Regions from separate parts of the Homo sapiens genome. Here region 1 is linked to region 2. Evidence: read pairs that join two places in POLR2A ChIA-PET (ENCODE). Cell type or tissue: MCF 10A. All regions are shown on one strand. Each heading gives the region's core, and the rest is flanking DNA. Links, peaks and the distances in the headings are about the cores only.

What was found. ChIA-PET counts read pairs that join two places held together with the same protein. Peaks named below come from ENCODE experiments on the same cell type or tissue, not always from the same donor. Only the 100,000 strongest peaks of a DNase experiment are listed, where the experiment ranks them.
Region 1: POLR2A ChIA-PET joins it to region 2 with 16 read pairs; 4 of 35 experiments call an interaction of 5 or more read pairs at or near these places.

What each region holds. Positions count from the first base shown.
Region 1 is chr3:184,742,610-184,752,018 of GRCh38, reverse strand. No RefSeq gene overlaps it. Among named protein-coding and RNA genes, the nearest start is that of LINC02069, 26 kb to the left of the region's middle. RefSeq lists an enhancer at 5,349-5,850. In MCF 10A, for the core only: a CTCF peak has its summit at 3,292 (motif pointing right); a DNase peak (open chromatin) is centred at 3,298.
Region 2 is chr3:184,595,796-184,606,345 of GRCh38, reverse strand. No RefSeq gene overlaps it. Among named protein-coding and RNA genes, the nearest start is that of EPHB3, 39 kb to the right of the region's middle. RefSeq lists an enhancer at 2,000-2,732 and a silencer at 8,291-8,585. In MCF 10A, for the core only: no CTCF peak of the experiment used is centred there; a DNase peak (open chromatin) is centred at 5,245.

The sequences.
Region 1 (9,409 bases), core at 82-8,081, 150 kb before region 2:
CGAACTCCTGACCTCAAGTGATCCACCCGCCTTGGACTCCCAAAGTGCTGGGATTATAGGCATGAGCCACCACGCCCAGCTGAGAGGGTCACTCTTTTTATCTCTTCATGAGATACTGTCCTGCCTCCTCTGCCAAGGGAGCTGGACCTGTGACCCTGGGACTAGGGCAATGAAGGGGCCTTCTGGGGAGCTGCTGACTTACAGGACAGTCAAGTGAGATCCAGTCCAGGCCACCACCGGCCTGTGGAAAGCACACAGGCCTGGAGTCAGAATACTTGTGTTCAACTTCCACTTCCTAGCTGAGCGAATGGGCAAGTCACTTGACCTCCCTGAACCTCAGTGTCCTCAACTGTAAAATGGAGGTAAAGATAGTTTCCTCCTCACCAGGCTGGCATGCAGTCATGTGATAGAGGAGAGAGTGTCCCCTAAACAGTTCAGCTTTCAAACATGCATTCTCCTTAATGAGACAGGACGAACCCCGGGAGTTTCAGATCAGGAAGCAGCCCCCCTCTGCTCTTGCTCACACTTTGTGCCTAATCTGCTGTGGACCGAAAAGTGCTGGGCTTATAAATATTTGTTCCTTATGGCCAGACTTTCATGAGTTTTATCAGCCTAGCTGATAAGATAATCCTGGCCTGTTGGGTGAGCTCTGGCACCTGGTCTTCTGCATCGCAGGTGACCTCTCAGACCTAATTTTTTAATACCTAGCAAGTCAATACAGAGGCTCTCAACTTACAGGCTGGAGAGGAGGGGCATCTGAGGGGGCCTCCGAAATTAATTCTCTTTGTTTCTGGATCTGATGTCTAGAGTTGACCGGAGACTCCGAGTTAACACCTTTCATGCCAGATGGTGACTGGGTCTCCACTGGCTCCACTGAGCTCAGAACCAAAATGGTTTTGAAAAGACTTGAATTGAGCACACTTCTCCTTTAATTAAGTGCGAAATCTCCATATCTATTTCAGCCTTTGAAAACCAAAACCCAGGAAGGCAGGTTCCCCGGGCAGAGAGAAGAGGTGTGCAGAATTAATATTCCATCTCGACTTTTCCTGTGTAACTTAATAAGTTGCCTAAGCTTATCAGGGACCCTGGCTGCATTTAGCCACGGGGCCGGCCTGGATCACACGAGGCCGCGTCACCTTCCCAGTTGACAAAGCTCACATTAGCACGGTTGACCAGCCAGAAGGGCCACGAGGCAATGCAAAGCGAGCCAGGGTTAAGGTGAAAAGCTGGGACCCGTCTCACCTTGATGAGTAGCACGTTACCATTTGGTAACATGTCCCTTCTCTCTCAGATGTTTTCGCTGGATCCTCCCAGAGTGCCCCCCACCCACCCTCCATGCAGCCTGAACTGTACCTGCTTTCCTGGGTGCTGACTTTGGGGCCTCCGATTGGCCCCAACTGCCTTCCACTTCTCCCAGGCTCATTTTTTCTAGAACTATTCTGGGACTGCCCCAGCTCTGTACGTCCAAGAGGACAGGCAAGCGCCTGGACTAGCTCCATCCTGACCGGCAGCAGCCTCTCCCCCAACTTCAGCCCCTCCTCTGCATCCAGAGGCCAAGCCCAGGCTTGCTTCTCTCTGGAGCTGCAGGCTCTCAAGGACTCTTGTTTCCCAAAAGGAAAGGTCCCATAGAAAATCAGAGGATCCTTGCAAGGGAATCCTTAGAACCAGTGTGGGAAAGGCTCCCCTGGGCATTCACCTCTTTCGGAACATCCGCTGAGCTGAGGATTCTCTCCAGAAGAGGCACCTGGTCAGGGGAGGGGAGGAAATACCAAAATGGAATTTTCCCCATAATAACAGAATTCTAGAGCCAGAAGAGATTTCAGACACCAACTAATCCAATCCTGCTTTTTAACAGACGGATAGACGGAGGTTCCAGGAGGGAGAATGGTCTTTCTAACAAGTTCTAATAACTAAGGCAGGACAAGTGGGGCTTTAGCTCAGGACATGAAAAAAATACAGAGAGAAGAATGAGAGAAAGATGAGAGAGATGCAGAACCCCTCTGTTACAGGAGTTGGCCCACATGCTCGAATCACAGAGAAAGTGGGACGTCTTGGTCCTCTGCGACATGCCCCCTGCTCTAGGACACCTCTGTGGTCTTGGTAGAGTGTCTGTCCCTTTGAACGCCCGAACAGGCACCATCCGTGTGCTCCTGCCAGCGAGGGGTGATGTGTCCCGCTAGAGGGGTCAGAGGCAAGGGCTCTGGGGTCCGGCAGACTTGGGTCAAATCTTGGCTCCGCTACTCGGTTGTGTCTGTGAGACTCAACCAAGTTATTGAATATTCTTTGTGCCTCGGTTTCACCATTTTAAGGATGGGGATAATAGAAATCACTTCATATGGTCCATAAATGCAATAATGTGTGTAACATGCCTGACATATATTACACCTGAACATAAGCTCCACGAAGGCAGACACTTTATTTCCTGCCATTTCCTCAGCATCTAGAACATGCTGTATATATAGAATGAATGGATGCAGCATATGTTCATCAATTATTTTCCTTAATGGTTATTGTTATCATTATCATTATTACTGCCCAGAATATCTTTTTCTTTCTGTCTTTTTTCTTTCTTTTTCTTTTTCCTTCTTTCTCTTTTTCTTTTCTTCCTTTCTTCTTTCTTTCTTTTCTTTCCTTCTTTCTTTCCTTCTTTCTCTTTCCTTCTTTTTCCTTTCTGCCCTCCTTCTTCTTTCTTTCTCTCCCTCTCCTTATTTTTTCTTTCTTTCTCTCTTCCTTTTTCTTTATTCCTTTCTCTCTCTCTCTCTCTCTTTCTTTCCTTTTTCTTTTTCTTTTCTTTTTTTTTTTTTTGAGACAGGGTCTCTCTGTGTTGCCCAGGCTGGAGTGTAGTGGCATGATCACACAGCTCACTGCAGCCTCAATCTCCTGGATTCAAGCAATCCTCCTGCCTCAGCCTCCCAAATAGCAGGGAACACAGGCACATGCTACCATGTCCAGCTAATTTTTTTATTTTTTGTAGAGATAGGGATCTCATTTTGTTGCCCAGGCTGGTCTTAAACTCCTGGGCTCAAGCTGTCCTCCCGCCTCAGCCTGCCAAAGTGCTGGGACTACAGGCATGAGCCACTGCTCCTGGCCCCAGCGTATTTTCTGGTTCTACTTCATCCACCTTTTCTTTCTTACCCTGGACTCCTTTCTGTTGAAGCCAATTTTGCTCACACAGTACTTACTACTTGCATCAGTGTGTGCATGTGCACCCCAGCAGCCACACATATTCACACCTGCGCATCCCTAAGCTGCTGTTTCTGACTCTCAACTTGTCTCTTCTCACCTGCAGGGGGAGAGGGAGAACCATGAGGCTGAGTCCCAGCCCTTGCTTTCCTACCCAGCCCCTTTTCCATCCAGTGTTCATATTGCTGCCGCTTCATGTACTTTACACTCCTGGCTACCCTTCTCTAGCATGCTTTGTGCTGCCTAATAAGTCGAGGGTGGTTAGAAAAAAAATCCCACCACTGTTTCTTCCTTTCCAAAGAAGGCTGTCCACTTACTTCTGTTTTGACTGATTCAAAACTGACTGATGTAATTCCCTTCTGCTTTGACAAATGGGGACCTCAGCAAAGAAGGAAATAGAGCCAGAGTGAAAAGAGAAGGGGTCAGGGGCTTTCTGGAGATTTATGAAGTTCCCATTCGAGCACAGGCAGCTGGACAGCTCTCCTCCTTGTGCAGGCCTTGAGTTTCAGAAAAACACAAGACTCTGAGACGCGCCTTCACTTGAGTCATTTGGGTGGAGTTGGTGTGTTTATCTGTGCTATCTTCCCATTTTCCTCTCCTTCTAGAGTTGAGAACAGTGAGTGGTGAGCGGCAATGTCTGCTTTCTTCTATTCTTGGGGTCCAGGACACTGGGGCAAGATGTAGAGAGATCATCCTTCAGTTCTCAAATCCCATTCTAACCCCCTTTCCCCACCCCCGGGTTTAGAGTTTTAATTTACTCTGTATTAATGACAATCTGGAGGGGAAAATGTGTAGGAAATTGATAGACTAGATCAGCCATGGTGGCTCAAGCCTGTAATCCCAGCACTTTGAGAGGCTGAGGCGGGTGGATCACCTGAGGTCAGAAGTTTGAGACCAACCTGGCCAACATGGTGAAACCCCATCTCTACTAAAAATACAAAATTAGCCGGGAGTGGTGGCACGTGCCTATAGTCCCAGCTACTCGGGAGGCTGAGGCAGAAGAATCACTTGAACCTGGGAGGCAGAGTTACAGTGAGCCGAGATCGTGCCATTGCACTCCAGCCTGGGCGACAAGAGCAAAACTTTGTCTTGAAAAAAAAAAAAAAGAAATTGATAGACTAGATTGTAATACAGCATGAATAACTCAACCATGCAAATTAACACAGGCTCACAAGCCTAGGCCTGAAAGAATCAGACCACTTATTTGCTTCTATTATTAAATAAGAATTTGCTTAATAATAGAAAATAATAATAATTTAAAATAAGGCCTATGGCCTTGTAACACCAGTGGTCTGCCAGAGACTGGATTGGTGTGACCTGAAGATACACTGTAAAGTGAAATATTCAATCAGACAAACCTTAGGAGTTTGCTTGTGTGCCTCCTTAACGTACACAGCCAAAAAACAGATTCTATTCACTTTCTCTTTTTTTTGAGACCAAGTGTCACTCTGCCACCTAGGCTGGAGTGTAGTGGCGCAATCTCCCCTCACTGCAACCTCCGCCTCCCAGGTTCAAGCAATTCTCCTGCCTCAGCCTCTAGAGTAGCTGGGATTATAAGCATGCACAGCCACGCCCAGCTAATTTTTATATTTTTAGTAGAGACGGGGTTTCACCATGTTGGCCAGGCTGATCTTGAACTCCTGACCTCAGGTGATCCAACCGCCTCAGCTTCCCAAAGGGCTGGGATTACAGGCATGAACCACCGCACCCGGCCTCATCTTCTTTTTAAATACTTCACTGAAAAAAGGTCTCAGTGTACTAAATTAATGGAAATGTTGGCTCTGTGCAGATAAGTGGTTTCCATCCTTTGGAGGCTGGCCTCCTTCTGTTTGTCTGAGCTCAGGTCTCAATGGGCATGGTGCCTGATGCCGAGTTAAGTGTCCAGCAGCCCCTGCCCCAGCCAAGCAGGGAGGCCGGGTGAGGTGGTCCCCCTAGTGGGGCACCAATGGGCTAAGGTAGGTGGCAGGAATGTCTCTTACCATGATCACAGGCCCTTTGAAGGGAGGGAAGAACCTACTGAGTTGAGAGTAGGTGTGTGCATCGAGTTCAGCAAATCGACAAAGCAGGTTCCAGTGCATTACTGGAGTAGGAGAATCTGAAGTTGCATCAAGGCCAGAGTGTGGAGCCAGGGAGTCATACAGCTGAGGACATTCTCCCCTGGCCTGGCCCTTATGCCCTAGACGCATGCCCTGCCTGTGGCCAGAAGAGCTGCGCACAAGGCACTGCCTGCTCATCCGTTCAGTGTCCATGGCTCTGTTCTGCCCCAGATACGGGCTCCCTCTTGGCCCCAGGCGCTCTCCAGTACATCCTTCCTGGCTTGTCCTACCTAGACTTGGGCACTGGTTCTATCTCTGCTTCATGACTGTCTTGGAAATCCCATTAGTCTCAGCCATCAAGAATTGCCCCTCTCCCCAGGTGCCAAAACCTACCTTGGTCCCTGCAGCTGCACCTGACTCAGGGGCCTGGAACACCATAGCATTCCAGACTCCTGGCCTGGGGGGTGGAATGGGGAGGTGGCGTGAAGAAGGGGTGGGAACTAGAAAATAAGAGACTGGGTTGAAGTGGACAAGGAGGAGAACAATTTGCGTGGGTATTACAAAGACAGCTAAAAATATTCTCCCTGGGTGCTCGGGGTGGGGAGTGGGCTGAGTGCTTTACAGGCCCCGCGGTAGCAAGATTGCAACATTCAATTCATTTCCAGTACCCCTGGGGATAAACTGAGAACCCCTGCTGTCAACCCCAATGATGTGGCCTCAGCCTGATTCTTTGGCTTTCAGGTATGACCTCTAAGGAATGACAGAAGGGTTGTTTAAGTGGAGAAAAATGTTTTCAAACTCCAAGCAGTGTGCTAAAGCACTTTTTTTGTCCATTCTACTTTTGCTCCAAGAATGTCTTCTTTTTTACTTCTGGAGGTCTTGATGCTGACAGCAAGCACCTGGCTTTTTCTGATCTGAAAGTCCTGTTTGTCGCCTCACAATGGGCCTTGCTTCTATTTTATGATATCCTCTATTTCACACCCTCAACACTTGTCAGCAGAGGATATAGGAAACAATCAGCTCTATGAACTGGGCGCTATCAGTATTTGCCTTCCGGCCTCGTCATGGGTCACAGGCTCTGACGCAGGCATGATGCCATGGGAGACTTTACCTGGTTACCCAGCCGCTCACACCCCCAGAGGTGCACAGCGCTCGTCGTCACTCAGATCCATCCAAACAGAAATCTTTCCTTCAGAGTCACTCTCGCTTGGCCTCATCTTCCTCCATAAACCCAACCTCGGAAAATTTTCCTATCCAGCTTTAAAAACAATTAGTGACTACCTGAATGGGAACACAGGTGGCATATTTATCAAAATTTCAGATGATACAAAATCAAGTAGGAAATCATAAAATAGGGTAACAGAATAAGGTTCCATGTCCGCCTTGATAGGTTACAACAAGGAACTGAATTTAACAAGATGAAATTTATCAGCAGTAAATGTGAAGTCCCACCCTTGGGCTTAAAAAACAAACAAAAAAACCCAGCACAGCTGTACAAATTCAGAATTTGGAAAAAGAAGCTAAAAGTGCTACACATTGATTGCAAACTCATTGTGAGTCAAGAGTCAAAAAACCTAAGGCAAGTTTAGGCTGCATCATTGGAAATGTAGAATATGAACAAGGGAGATAAGGGAGGTGATGATCCTGCACTCAGCATTGCAGGACCACACCTGATGTGCCGTGTTTCATTCCTATATCACTCTATTTTTTTATTTTTTGGAGACAGAGTCTCGCTCTGTCGCCCAGGGTGGAGTGCAGTGGCACGATCTCAGCTCAGTGCAACCTCCGCCTCCCGGGTTCAAGCAATTCTCCTGCCTCAGCCTCCCGAGTAGCTGGGACTACAGGCGCACACCGCCACGCCCGGCTAATTTTTTGTATTTTATTAGAGACGGGGTTTCACTGTGTTGCCCAGGCTGTTCTTGAACTCCTGAACTCAGGCAATCCACCTGCCTTGGCCTCCCAAAGTGCTAGGATTACAGGCGTGAGCCACCGCACCCGGCCCCTACATCGCTTTAAAATGAACACTGATGAGCTCTGGTGCTTCAGAGAGAGGTGGAAACAGGGAGATGGAGAATCTGAGAATCTGGAAATTAAAAAAACAAATGAAGACCATGGCCATGAAAGAACTAAGGAAGTTTAAGCCAGAAGAGAAAAAAAGATTTAAGGGAGACATGAAAGCTATTTTTCAGGCCAGTCACAGTTGCTCATGCCTATAATCCCAACACTCTGGGAGGCTGAGGCAGGTGGATCACTTGAGGTCAGGAGTTCCAGACCAGCCTGGCCAACATGGTGAAACTCCGTCTCTACTAAAAATACAAAAATTAGCTGGGCGTGGTGGTGAGCACCTGTAGTCCCAGCTACTCGGGAGGCTGAGGCAGGAGAAACACTTGGACCCGGGAGGCAGAGGTTGCAGTAAGCCAAGATCACACCACTGTACTCCAGCTTGGGTGACAGAGAGAGACTCCGTCTGAAAAAAAAAAAATTATTTTTCAGCACTTTATGGACTGCCCTATACAAAAGGGATAAGGCTTCCCCTGCCCTGCTGCCCACCCAATTCTGGAAGACAAAGCTGGTCCATTTAAGTTAAAGGGAGCTAAATTTCAGTCCAGCTGGAGAAAGAAAAGAGCTTTCTTTCTCTTTCTTTCTTTCTTTCTTTCTTTCTTGCTTGCTTGCTTGCTTGCTTGCTTTTTGACAGAGTCTCGCTCTGTCACCAGGCTGGAGTGCAGTGGCATGATCTTGGCTCACTGCAACCTCTGCCTCCCAGGTTCAAGCAATTCTCCTGTCTCAGCCTCCTGAGTAGCTGGGACTACAGACAGCACGCCACCATGCCCAGCTAATTTTTGTATTTTTAGTAGAGACAGGGTTTCACCATGTTGGCCAGGATGGTCTCGATCTCTTGACCTCGTGATCAGCCCACCTCGGCCTCCCAAAGTGCTGGGATTACAGGCTTGAGCCACTGCGCCCGGCCAAGAGCTTTCTTTTCTAACAGTGAGAACAGCCCGAAGTTGGGATGGTCTGCTGGATTAGGTAATGAGCTCCCTGACACTAGAGATATTCAGCCAAAAGCTGAAGGATCACGTATCAGGGATGCTGCAGAGAGTATTCTTGTATTCGTCAGAGGATTAGATCTGATGACCTTCAAGGACGCTTTCATCTCAGAGATGCTCTGATTCTGGGGGAACTCTATTATAATTTATTATACCATCCCCTACATGAGAATATCTAATTCCTTTTGGTAAAGCAATAAAGCTTGTGAATTTAGGCAATATTTCCCAGTTCTTTTCAGACTCAGTTTTGAAATTTCGGATAAAAAGCATAGACTCTAGAGACAACTGCGTCTCTAGACCTTAACTCTGTTACTTATCAGCTGTGTGACCTTGGGCAAGTCACTTAACCTCTCTGGGCCTCATTTCCTCATTTATAAAATAAGGATAAGTATAGTGCCTACTTCATTGAGACGTTATGAGTATTAAATAAATTAGTATTTGAAAAGCACTCAGAACATTGCCACCACATAGTATTATAAATGTGTTTATTACATTAAAAATCATGTAAAATAGCTTAAAACAAGTACTAGGAACAGTCTCAAATGGTTTAACAAATGGTTTAAGGAGGTCCTCCTTTACCAACTTATCACCAGCAGCTCTGGAGGTAAAATAGCCAGGAGCACAGGGGTAGCAAAAAACAAAAAAACCAAAACAAACAAAAAAAAAACAAAATCACATAGGCTCCCTATGCTCTCAGAAGGAAGAAAAAGCTTCCTGCTGTTGGTGTACGGTAACCTCCACAAAGGCCTGTGTGTTTAATGACACCAGATTATCCCTACCTCCCCCATCCCTCCTCTCCCTTCTTGGAGTTGCTGGGAGGCCAGGGGTGTGCTGCAGTGTAACAGAGCTGCGTCAGGGGAGGCTGGGGGCCAGAGCCTGTTAGATATACAGGGCCTGTTTGAGGGAGCTTAATATCCTCTTACTGGAATAACTATTGTCCCAGCTTCTCAACAAATACCAACCGTCATTAATAAAAGGACTAATAAAAGCATTTATTGCACTCAGGCACTGGTCTTGCTTTCTGTAGCTCCAGGGCCTTGGCAGAGGCAGCCGTTGAGGATGAGGGCTGGAAAAGCTGAGGCTCCCCCTGCACCCAAGAGCTCAGCCCAGGCCTCCAGCCCAGCCCATCACCCTTCCTAAGGC
Region 2 (10,550 bases), core at 1,445-9,444:
GAATGCCCAGCCCCTTCCTTCCAGCCAAACGGGTCAGTGCTCCCAGGATGGCCACACCCAGGGAGGGAAGGACTGCCAAGGCCCCAGGGTCAGGACTCTTGCCCAGAGGACCCCACAGGAAGCAGCCTCATTTTGGGAGCAGACAGACCTGGGTTCAAACCATTCTTTCATCTCATTATCACTAGCTGAATGATCTTGGGCAAGGTTCTTTACTGCTCCGACCCTCAGTTTCTCTATCTGTAAAATGGAAATAACACAGACCACACTGGGTGGTGAGAATTCAGTGAGACCATGAATCCCAAGTCAATCTCAGTAAGCGCCTTCCCTTTCCCATGAGCTCAAAGGTTTCTATTACTTTGCTTTCAAATTCCTGTAACCCACCCTCAGTGGCAGCCCTGCTCATCAGCCCTTTCTGTCCAACCTACCCTACTCCTGCTTGAGTCTCCATGGTGGATTCTTCCAGATGCACTCTTTTTTTTTTTTTTTGAGATGTAGTCTCACTCTGTCGCCCAGGCTGGAGTGCAGTGGCATGATCTCGGCTCACTGTAACCTCCGCCTCCTGGGTTCAAGCAATTCTCCTGCCTCAGCCTCCCAAGTAGCTCGCACTATAGGTGTGCGCCACCATGCCTGGCTAATTTTTGTATTTTTAATAGAGATGGGGTTTCTCCACGTTGGCCAGGCTGGTCTCTAACTCCTGACTTCAGGTGATCTGCCCGCCTCGGCCTCCCAAAGTGCTGGGATTACAGGCATGAGCTACTGTGCCCAGCCCAAATCTGCTCTTGGTTCTTTAGTCTGTGAAGAACACCGAGGCCTCCTCCAATACTGAGCTGAGTTGAGTAAGGCCAATGGAGGGTGTTCCCTCCCTTCAAAATACCCTGAATTTCACCCTTCTTTCTTCGTCTCCTCTTCCACCACTTCCTCCTCTCCCCTTCCTCCTCCCCACTTCCAACCTGTCTCCTACTTCTTCCAACCTGCACCCTGCCTGGCTCCCACCCACTAGGCCTTCTTCAGGACTTGACTCAATCAGTCATCTCCCTTTTCTCTCCTTGGCATCTTCAACCCACCCTCCCCTCCACCCCAACTCTATGATTAAGCTCAAGTCGGTCCCACCATAGAATACCCACTCCTCTACACTACTCCCCATCCACCTCCCATTTTCTTTTACAGCGGAGCACCTCCTGACACTCCGTCCAACAATCGGAGGACCTCTGTTCGACCTCCCTCTACTGCCCACTCTCCACCTCTGGGCAACAGTGAAGACAGTCGCAGGCCCTTGACAGTGTGCACCCGGCTCTCCTAGGACTCTGTCCCGCGACGCACACCTCCCACAATTCTGTCCCCTTTCCATCCTCCAAGAGCCACCCGAGGGCTGGCTTTCCATCTTTTTGCTGACAGAGTGACTGAGCTTGGGAAGAAACTTGACCGTGTTCTCTCTTTTTCAGAGGAGGAAACTGAAGCTCCTACACGTCCCTAAGTAACTTCCCCAAGGCCACACAGCGGGTGAGCAGGAGAGCAAGAGTTGTCTTTTATCCAGGAATCAAGTGCTTCCGGAAGTTTCCCGCTCTCCGGAACTTCTTCCCTTCCACTCCACACTTTCTCAGCCTCCAGAAAAGCCCAGCCAGGTGCATATTAGCATAAAAACGTCCCGTCCCTAATTAGTAGCTATTTCCTCTTGGGTGGGTCAGAGCCCTCGGCCTGGGTCTCTGCCTTTAGCCCAGCCTCCCCACACTCTCCGCCCAGGGCCCGGGAGTCTCCGAGCACCTTCCCCAAGAGGGGGCGGGAGGCGCCCCCCAGGCCAGACCCCCCACCCACCCTCGCCCGGCCCCGCCGGGACGCGCCCCTCCGGCCCCAATCCCCGCTGCCTAGAGCACGCAGCGCGCGCCTCCGGAGCGTGGGAGGGTTTGATTGACCTTGGCAAGGGGCGGCAGCGCTCTCAAAGGCCTCGGCCCCTCGCGGTCGCCCCGGCGCGGGGGCTCCGGTTTCTGCAGCCACCATCTCGGTTTCTCGCCCAGCCAGGGCTCGGGGGAGGGGTGCTGGGATCGGCCCTGTCCGACCCCCGGCAGCAGCGCTGGGCTGCGGGAGACGAGATCTGATGAAAATGTCTCGGGGCTGTCCACCCTGTACCGTCAGCAAGCCCGGAGCACTGGGAGCCAGGGCTGGGAGGCGACGCGGGGCGGGGGCGCTGCAGCAGCAGCGAGGCCTCGGCACCGTCCTCCGCTCCCCGCGGCCCCCCTTCCGCCTGCACCGAGGGTCAGGCCGGCTCGGAGTGGGAGGGTGGAGCCCACCGACCTCTGCCTCTCAGAAAGAGTGGCCGCTGTGCCCTCCGTGGCCCAGGTCCGACTACTGAACGTTTCCAAGCCACCTACCTTGCTTCTACCCCTTACCCGCTGGGAGAAACCCCCACTTCCCCAAAGCTCTAGAGGCGAGACCCTGGGTTCCTAGTCCGCTTTGTGGTCCTTGGACAATTGCTTCCCCGTTTCCCCAAGTGTAAAACAGGACGTCAGGACCCTTTTCGTTTGGTTGTTGTGAGGATTCACAAAGCACCCGCCGCAGTGAGCCCAGGGTCCCACCCAGCATCAACCAAAGGTTTCAGGAGCTCTAGGATCGCCTTCCCCCTCAACCCATTGTTTGCAAATGTTGCCTATGTTTGCGTTTTTCTGCGAAAAGCCTTCACCCTTAGATAAGAGGGGTCAGCAATGGTGCGAGAGCTTCAAGTGTATTTGGAGGAGAAGGAGGTAGAATTTTGGAACACAGCTGTATCCTGGAAAAATCAGAGTCCAAGATTTTCCCCAGGAAAACAAAAAGTAAATGCCTTAATGAAAGAACACAATGTTTCAATATTGTTTAATAACGATTATTATGCCCATTTTATAGATGACAGAACTGAGGCTCAAATGACTCCCTGGAGATGGCAGAACTGTTTAAACCATGGAGTTAGTAGTTGAATCCAGCTCCTTTCATTCCAAACTGTGTGCTCTTTGCTGCTCTGCGCTGCCCTTGGACATGACTATTTTGTGCTATTTATAGTTTCTGAGCTTATCACTTTTTTCTTAATATTGGTGAATTTTTTTAAGGGACTCCAGCCTGTTCTAACTGCGCTCAGGGAGGATAAAGAGGAAAGTGTGTCTCTGCACTTGTGCCGGGCTTCAAAATACCAGGCACGGGGTGTTGGGGGAGTTGGGGATGGGTGGAGTGGCAGGGAAGGAGCCTCCAGGGAAGGCGAGGTTCCACCAGCTGGAGTGGAGGGTTCTAGGGAAGCCCCTGGGGATCTCCTCTGGCTCTAGCCATGGAGAGCCTTAAACACAGCTCTCCCACACCTCCCACACCCAGGATCCGGAGTCAGCCCTGCAGTGCCCAGCCACAGGCCTGCCCAACTCAGCGGGAAAGGATGCTTGGTCCGGAGGTGGCCCAGCAATAGGTCTGCTCCCCTGGGGGTATTTGCCTGGCAGCCAGGGTAGGACACACCTCTGGGAGGACAGACAGGCATTCAGAGGTTGAGACAGGGAGAGACAAAGGTGGGGAGGAAGCACTAGAATGAGAGGGATAGACAGGAACACAGAGAGGGAACAAGGGAGCTATTCAGAGAGTCAGAAAGAGAGGGGAGGCCGCCAGGGAGAGAGAAAAGACAGAGAAAGAGGGGCGAAAAGAGAGACAGGCAGGCAAGGGGGTGGTGGGCAAGAAGGGGAGGAGAGCAGGGGGAGAGAGAGGGAGGAGTGAGAAAGCTGGGCAGGAACAAGAGACAAAACAGAGATGAAGAAGAAACGGGAGAAAGGGGAGAGGGAGAGGTAAAAAAGAGAAGTGGAGAGGAGCAGAAAGGAGGAAGAGTAGAAAATGGGGGAGAGGGAGAGGAGAGAAGCCCAGGGGCAGGAAAGCAGAGGCAGCGCCAAGAGCTGGAGAGAGGGAAAGAGTGAGGGGCGACGAGGAGGACCGAGGGGCAACAAGGAGGATCGAGGGGCGGTGGGTGGGACCGTGTGCTAAGCCTTTTCTTTCTCCTTTTTGGGGTGGGCGGCGGATCTCCGCAGAGATAACCCAGTCAAGCCCCCTGCCCCCCGTCCCAGCGAGGGGCCGCAGCTGTATAAATACCGGGGGTGGGGGAGCTGGGCTGCCGCCCAGGGGTCAGCGACACCGGAGAAGGCTTTGCTGTCATTAGCTAATTGAGCCCCAGATGTTAAGAAAAGGTTACGTCCTCCTCCGGAGAGTTTTTCTTTTTAAACACTTTACACAGATTCCCCGGCCAAAATGGCCAGGAGGGGCCCGCCGCCCCCAGCCTCCCCTCCCGCCCCGCCCGCGGGCCCCAGCCCCGGGGCTCCCCGAAGCCGCCAGCCGCGGCTGCTGCCCCTGTAATCCAAGTGGCCTGCCCGGAGGTGCGGCCGCCAGGAGCGGCGGGGACCACCGGCGGCGGAGCCGGCCCCCGGCCCGGGCGGCAGACTGGGAGGTCAGCCCGGAGGGAGGGCGTTGGGGAGCGGGGTACCCCGGGGAGGGGGGCTCTCAGGCTCTTAATCCCCCTGAAGGTTGCAGATCAAAGGTGCTTGTACGAGGCCGAGGCGGGGCGGGTGGGTCGGGGGCCGGCTCGGGCCGCAGCCTTCCCCTTGCTCTGCGGGCTGGGGCTCCCGGGCCAAGGACCCCAGACCGACAGCCCTCGGGAGGTGGCTCCGGCTGCGGCGAGGACTGTGGGCCTCTCTGGCTCGGGTTCGCCTGCGGGAAGGTGGCCAAGGCGCCCCCACGGGCCTTCGTGGAACTTCCCCCTACCCGGGTCGAGGGAAGGGTGTAGGTGCCTGCCTCCCCCCACCCCAGAACAGAACGCTACAGTGCCAGGCACTTGACAGATATTCTTTCATTTAATCCTCACTGCGATCTAATGGGTTTTTAAAAAATTGTTATTATTATTAGCTCATAAACGAGGAAACAGGTTTCTAAGAGGTTAAAGCCGCTTGCCCAAGGACATACACCGCTAGAAAGTGACAGAGCTAGCATTCTACCAGGCTCAAAGCCCCGCCCTTCCCACCTGGCTACCCCCGCAGCCCCTCCACTCTTTCCTCTTCTCTCCCACCCTCTTCGTCTGTCCTCTCAGGCTCCTTCAGTTCCACAAGAACAACCCACCCACCTGTGGCCCTGGCGAGTGAGGCGGGGGTGGGGGGAGCAGGGCAGTGCCAAGGGTGCGGCCCATGTGGCAATAGCTACAGGCTAAATGTGAGGGATGGGGCTGGGCAAGCATGTGCCTGGGTTGAATCTGTGCTGAAAGAATGTTCGTATTCCCCCTCCCCAGAGGTGGGGCTCCCTGCTCAGAATAGAACCGAGCAAGTCAGAGCTAGAAGGGGCCTTCAAGACTGTGGGATCCAACCCTGTCTTTGAGATGAGGAAGCTGAGACAGGGAGAGGTAATGAGTCCTGCCCAAAGTCACACAGCCAGTTGGTGAGAGCAGGAATGAGAGGTCAGGTGATCAGTGAGTGCCTGTGTGGTGCCGGGCACTGGGATAGCTGCCACACTGCAAAGTGGGCACTATCTTCTCCATTCTAGAGATGTGGAAACTGAGGCTTAGAGAAGCTAAGTGTGCCCAGGGTCTCTCAGGTAGAAAGTGGAAGAGCTGGTTTTGAACCCAGATCTTTCTGACTCCAAAACGCCTTCCCTTTCCACCATCCCAAGAACACTGGGCTAAGGAGTAGAGATTGGTTGAGAGAGGGTCATGCACTGAACAACTCTAGAGACAGGAGGGAAAGGGGATGCAGGCTGAGGAGCATTCCATTCTGCAACCTGAGTAATCAGGTCCCTTCTCCACGGCCTCCTCGCTAAAATGGCCTAAATACTGAGGTCCTTCCAGAATCCCCTCTTGAGAGTATTGGTGGGAGGGGAGAAAGTGCTCTTCTGGGTTGCAAAAGTCTCCTGGGGTGGTGGCTCTTCTGGGTTGCAAAAGTCTGGAGATACAAGAGAGGGCTTCATCCACAGGCTTCCTCTGATTCCTGACCTGCAGGAGGCCACGGTTCAGCTCCAGGCAGGTGAAGGGGCCTTACAGCTTAGCTCCTTCATGCCAGAACCATACCTGGCTTCCCAGGGGCCACCAAGAGTGCAGTGTCCCTCCTCCCTGTCCCTATTGGATATGCCCTACCAGCCCGGCTCCATCCACAGACTCCTGAAGCTTCATCCTCATATTCCTCCCGCTTCGTAGTCCTGTCTACCTCTTCTTAGCTTCCTGCTGACTCCATTACACTCATTTATCCATAAGTGCATTCAACACAATTTATCAGGGGCCTGTACTATGTGTCAACACTGTGCCAGGCACTGGGGATACAGCTGAAAGCCAACTGTCCTTTTCGAGCTTGCAGCCCTGGGAGAGGGCAGAATTAACCAAGAAAATATGTGTGTAAGTGTCTAATAACAAATTGGTAAGCAGTGTGAAGGAAAGTACCCAGTGCTTTGAGAAGTTACATCAGTAAGGACACTGTGTGTATGGGATGATTATTGAGACTACAGAGGCTAAACATTACTATTACTAATAATTACCCAAAGAATGGGGCCAAGGCACCCCACTTGCAATCGTGCCCACACGCCATCTGTGATTCCATAGTGGATCTTCAGCCTTCCCCCAACGGTGGACTGCCCAGTCTGTCCTGGAGGGCCCAGCTGATATGGGCGAAAGTGGGGTGATCTGATGGTGGCCTCAATGCCAACAGTCCCCTCCATTTCCTGGGGCAGAGTTTGGGCTGGCCTGGTCCAGAGGTGGTAAGGAGGCCGAGGGAGAGGTTGTTCACCCAGGTAGCAGAACAGGGCCCAGGCTTGGGACTAGGAGGACTGGGTGCTGGGAGGGGGTGCAGCTAGAATGGGGGAAGGTGTCGTGCGCTCACCTTATGGGTATTTGGCATTGTCACTCAAGGAAAAATTACTCCCTGCTCTGCTTCCAACCAGATCCTCCCATCCACCCTCACACTGACACACATGCACTCTCTCTGGCCCTTGAGACAGGCCTGCCCAGTATGGTGAGCAGACCTTAGCGTGGGAATCAAACAGCCTTGGGCCTAAGTCCCACTCCAGCCAGTTCCTGACTGTGTGACCTCAGGCAAGGCTCCTGGTATCCCTGAGCCTCCTGTTCCTTTGTGTTCTTTGAGATGACATTAGCCTGTCATCTCCATGTGTGGCTGTAAGCATTCAATGAATCCTGGATAGAAAGCACCAAATACAGTACCTGGCCCATGGCTGGCCATTAATAAATGACAGCTGACACTCTGATTATATAACAGGATAATTAATATATAATGGTAATAAAAGAAACCTCATTCATGCCCTCTGGGCTCCCACCTGGTTCCCGAGCCTCTCTGGGAGGTCACTTCCACAGCCGACCTCTTGTGAAAGGGAGTTTTACAGATCTGTGAAAAATGTCTGGGCAGCCCCAGAACCTGTTGCGATAAAGGCAGGAGAGTCTGGGAGCCCCCCGTGTGTGCTGCTGGGCGTGCGGACAACGCCTCCTGATTTTGAACCCAAGGCCCTCTGAGCACAAGGCTAACATCTGTCCCACCATACTGGGTAGGGCCTGCTCCAGCTCTACAGTTTTCATAGGCTGGAGGTCTGGGCTAGAGAGGACTGGCCTAGCTGGGTCTTCTCAGCCAGCCAGGCACAGTCACAGCCACCACCACTGCTGCCGGTTCAGCCGCTGCAGGGCACAGAGCACACCTGGAACCCATTAGGCCCGGCCAGGAGCTTGTTCCCTCTCAGCATAAATAGAGTGAGTGGAGTTTGTTTTGACTACTTTAAATTGTGCAGATTTTAGAGCCTGAGAATTGGAACCCCCCAATGCCCTGATGGACAAACAGACCAAGAGACAGAGGGCTGAGGCAGCAGGAAGAGCCGAGTCCCGGCTAGTTCCTTGTCACCTTCCCTGCTTAGCTGGGCGTCTGGTCATGATCATCGCAGCCACTCTTCGTGGAGTGTGTGCTGCGCGCATGATGCTTGCTCGTGGGCCTTATCTTCCCAGCAACTATGCAAGGTAGAAATTACGGTCACTGACTTCCAGATGAGGAGGGGCAAGGACTTGCCCAAGGTCATTTGGCCTGTAAGTGGCAGGTCTGGATTCCATACCAGACGTGCCTGATGCCAAGGCCAGTGGGGGTCTTTCCAAGGGACCACCAAAGTGGGGTGGGGGAAAGAGCTCTGGGTCACTGTCAGAAACACAAGGCACACAGAGCTGATGTTGCTCAGACCCCGACCCCAGCCCAGAGGACGGGAGTCAACGTCTGTGCTGGGCTCCTTCTCAACCAAGTTGCCAGCGCCTGACCCCAACCGCCCCAGGCAGTGATGCCCCCCAGGTCAGGGTCAGGTTGACCTTGGCAGGAGGGAGAGCCTGCGGGCCCTGGGCGGCTGCCAAGACCTCTTGAAATGAAAGGGAACCTTGTCCTGTCCCACACAGGGCTCATTCTCTGAGCACTCTCAAGCCAGCCCAGCCCTGTGGACCAAGGCCCGATCCCTCTGTGCCAGCTATTCATAGACTCACGGAAGAGCATCCGTTGCCAGGGGCAGGGCCCTGAGAAGTCCCCGAGCCCAGCCCCCAAAGTTTACACTTGTGGAAACTGAGGCCCAGGGAGAGGAGGGACTCCCTCAAGGCCACACGATGAGTTAATGGCAGAGCAGAGACTCAAATCCCATCCCTGGCTTCCTAGGCCTGGGCCTTTTCCCCAGGATCCTGGGCCTCACCCCAAACAGGCAGCCCTGCCCCACCCCCTCCCTCATGGAGACATCCACAGCTATGCTCCCTGACCCCCTCTTCACTCCCACAGAGGGACCAGCAATAAATGCTTGTTGGAGTCTCCACTTTGAACTCTTCAATCATCCCAGCTACCCCAGCAAGAGGGGGCTGCCTTGGGAGGTCATGAGTACCCATCCCCGGGAGTGGCCAAGCAGAGTCTGGGTGCCATCTGTCATGGGGGTTGGAGAGGGGCTTTCTGCCCCTGGGAGAGGAGTGGGGATGCCACTGTCAGAGAAATGGTCTCTCTGGACCTTTCCAGCTGGCCTGACTGGGCTCCTCAGAGCCCTGGGGCAACAGGTGAGACCTAGAAAGCTTGAGGCCCAGAGGCCCAAAGGGCCGCCCCCGCATAATGTATGGACTCCATCCTTGAGGGACTGGTATGCAGTGGGGAAGACAAATCTGGAAAGATTCTGTTTGGGGAACTGTGCGCTGCCCACTCTCCCCCAGGGGCTTCTCACACCTCTCACCATTGAAAGCCCACACCTGCCAACGATGGCAGTTCTGGTCAGCACAAGAGCCACCAGGCATGGTCTCTGATTCCATTGTCCCTTGCATCCTGGGGCATGGATCCCTGGGGCGGCATCAGTGCATGGAAATCCTGGAGGTAGACAAGACTTCCTGGGAAACCCAGCTAGAGGTGAAACCCAGCTAGAGGTTTCAAGGGGGATCAGACCAGCCCAGCCAAATTATCCCCAGCCTGTGCCCCAGGTTTGGCCCAGCCCAGTGGGTTTGTTCAAACTCAAGAGTAAGGACCTGGCTGGGTACCGAGGCTCACATCTGTAATCCCAGCACTTTGGGAGGCCGAGGCAGGCGGATCACCTGGGGTCAAGAGTTGGAATATAGCCTGGCCAACATGGTGAAACCACGTCTCTACTGAAAATACAAAAATTAGCCAGGCATGGTGGCACGTGCCCAGCTACTCAGAAGGCTGAGGCAGGAAAATTGCTTGAACCCGGGAGGCAGAGGTTGCAGTGGGCCAAGATTGCACCACTGCATCTAGCCTGGGCCACAGAGCGAGACTCTGTCTCACAAAAAAAGGAAAAAAAAAAAAGAGTAGGGACCTGGAGTGGCCCGACTCGATGCCTCACCACACACCACCTAGGGATTTCTGTGAAGAGAGAACCTGAGGCCTGGAGAAGAAGGTGAGCCTTCGGGGATGGGAGGGGCAGGAGAGTGGGGGAAGGTCAGGGCAGGGGAAGGGTTGGTCAAAGTTATAAAATCTAGTTGTGAGAAAACATTATTACCCAGGAAATGAACACACTGCTGCCCTTCAGCCTCCCCTCGGAGGAACAGAACATAACACAAGTGTCAGCCCCTTCTGCTGGTTGAAATATCTCAGTGTACCTGAATGGGGATCTGGCTGAAGCCAGGTAAGGCCTGGGCTGAAGCAGGGACAGGAGGGCAGTACAAAGGGGTGCCGGGTGCTCAGTCAACAGCCACAGGAACCTGGATGGGGAAGGAGTGAGGGGGCAGGAATGAGACATTGGAAGGGGAGACTAGAGGGGGAGGGCACAGGAAACGACCTGTGATGGACCTTTGTGGGAGCAAGGACAGCAGGTGGTGAGACTTGGGGGTTGGAACAGCAGTGGCAGTTCATGTTCAAGTGCTCGTTGTTGGCGGCCCCCGGCTGGCTGCATCCTTCCTCCATGGTGCAGACCTTGGTGATGGCCAGCCAAAGCACATCCTAGGCCTCACGTGTCCCCTGGGGCAGTGGCCAAGTGGGGCAACACTCGGTGCAGGAAGACACCAGCCATGGCAGGAAGGATGAGTGGGCGCAGGAGAAGCAGGCATCTCAAGACTCTTGAAAATACTGAGGGAG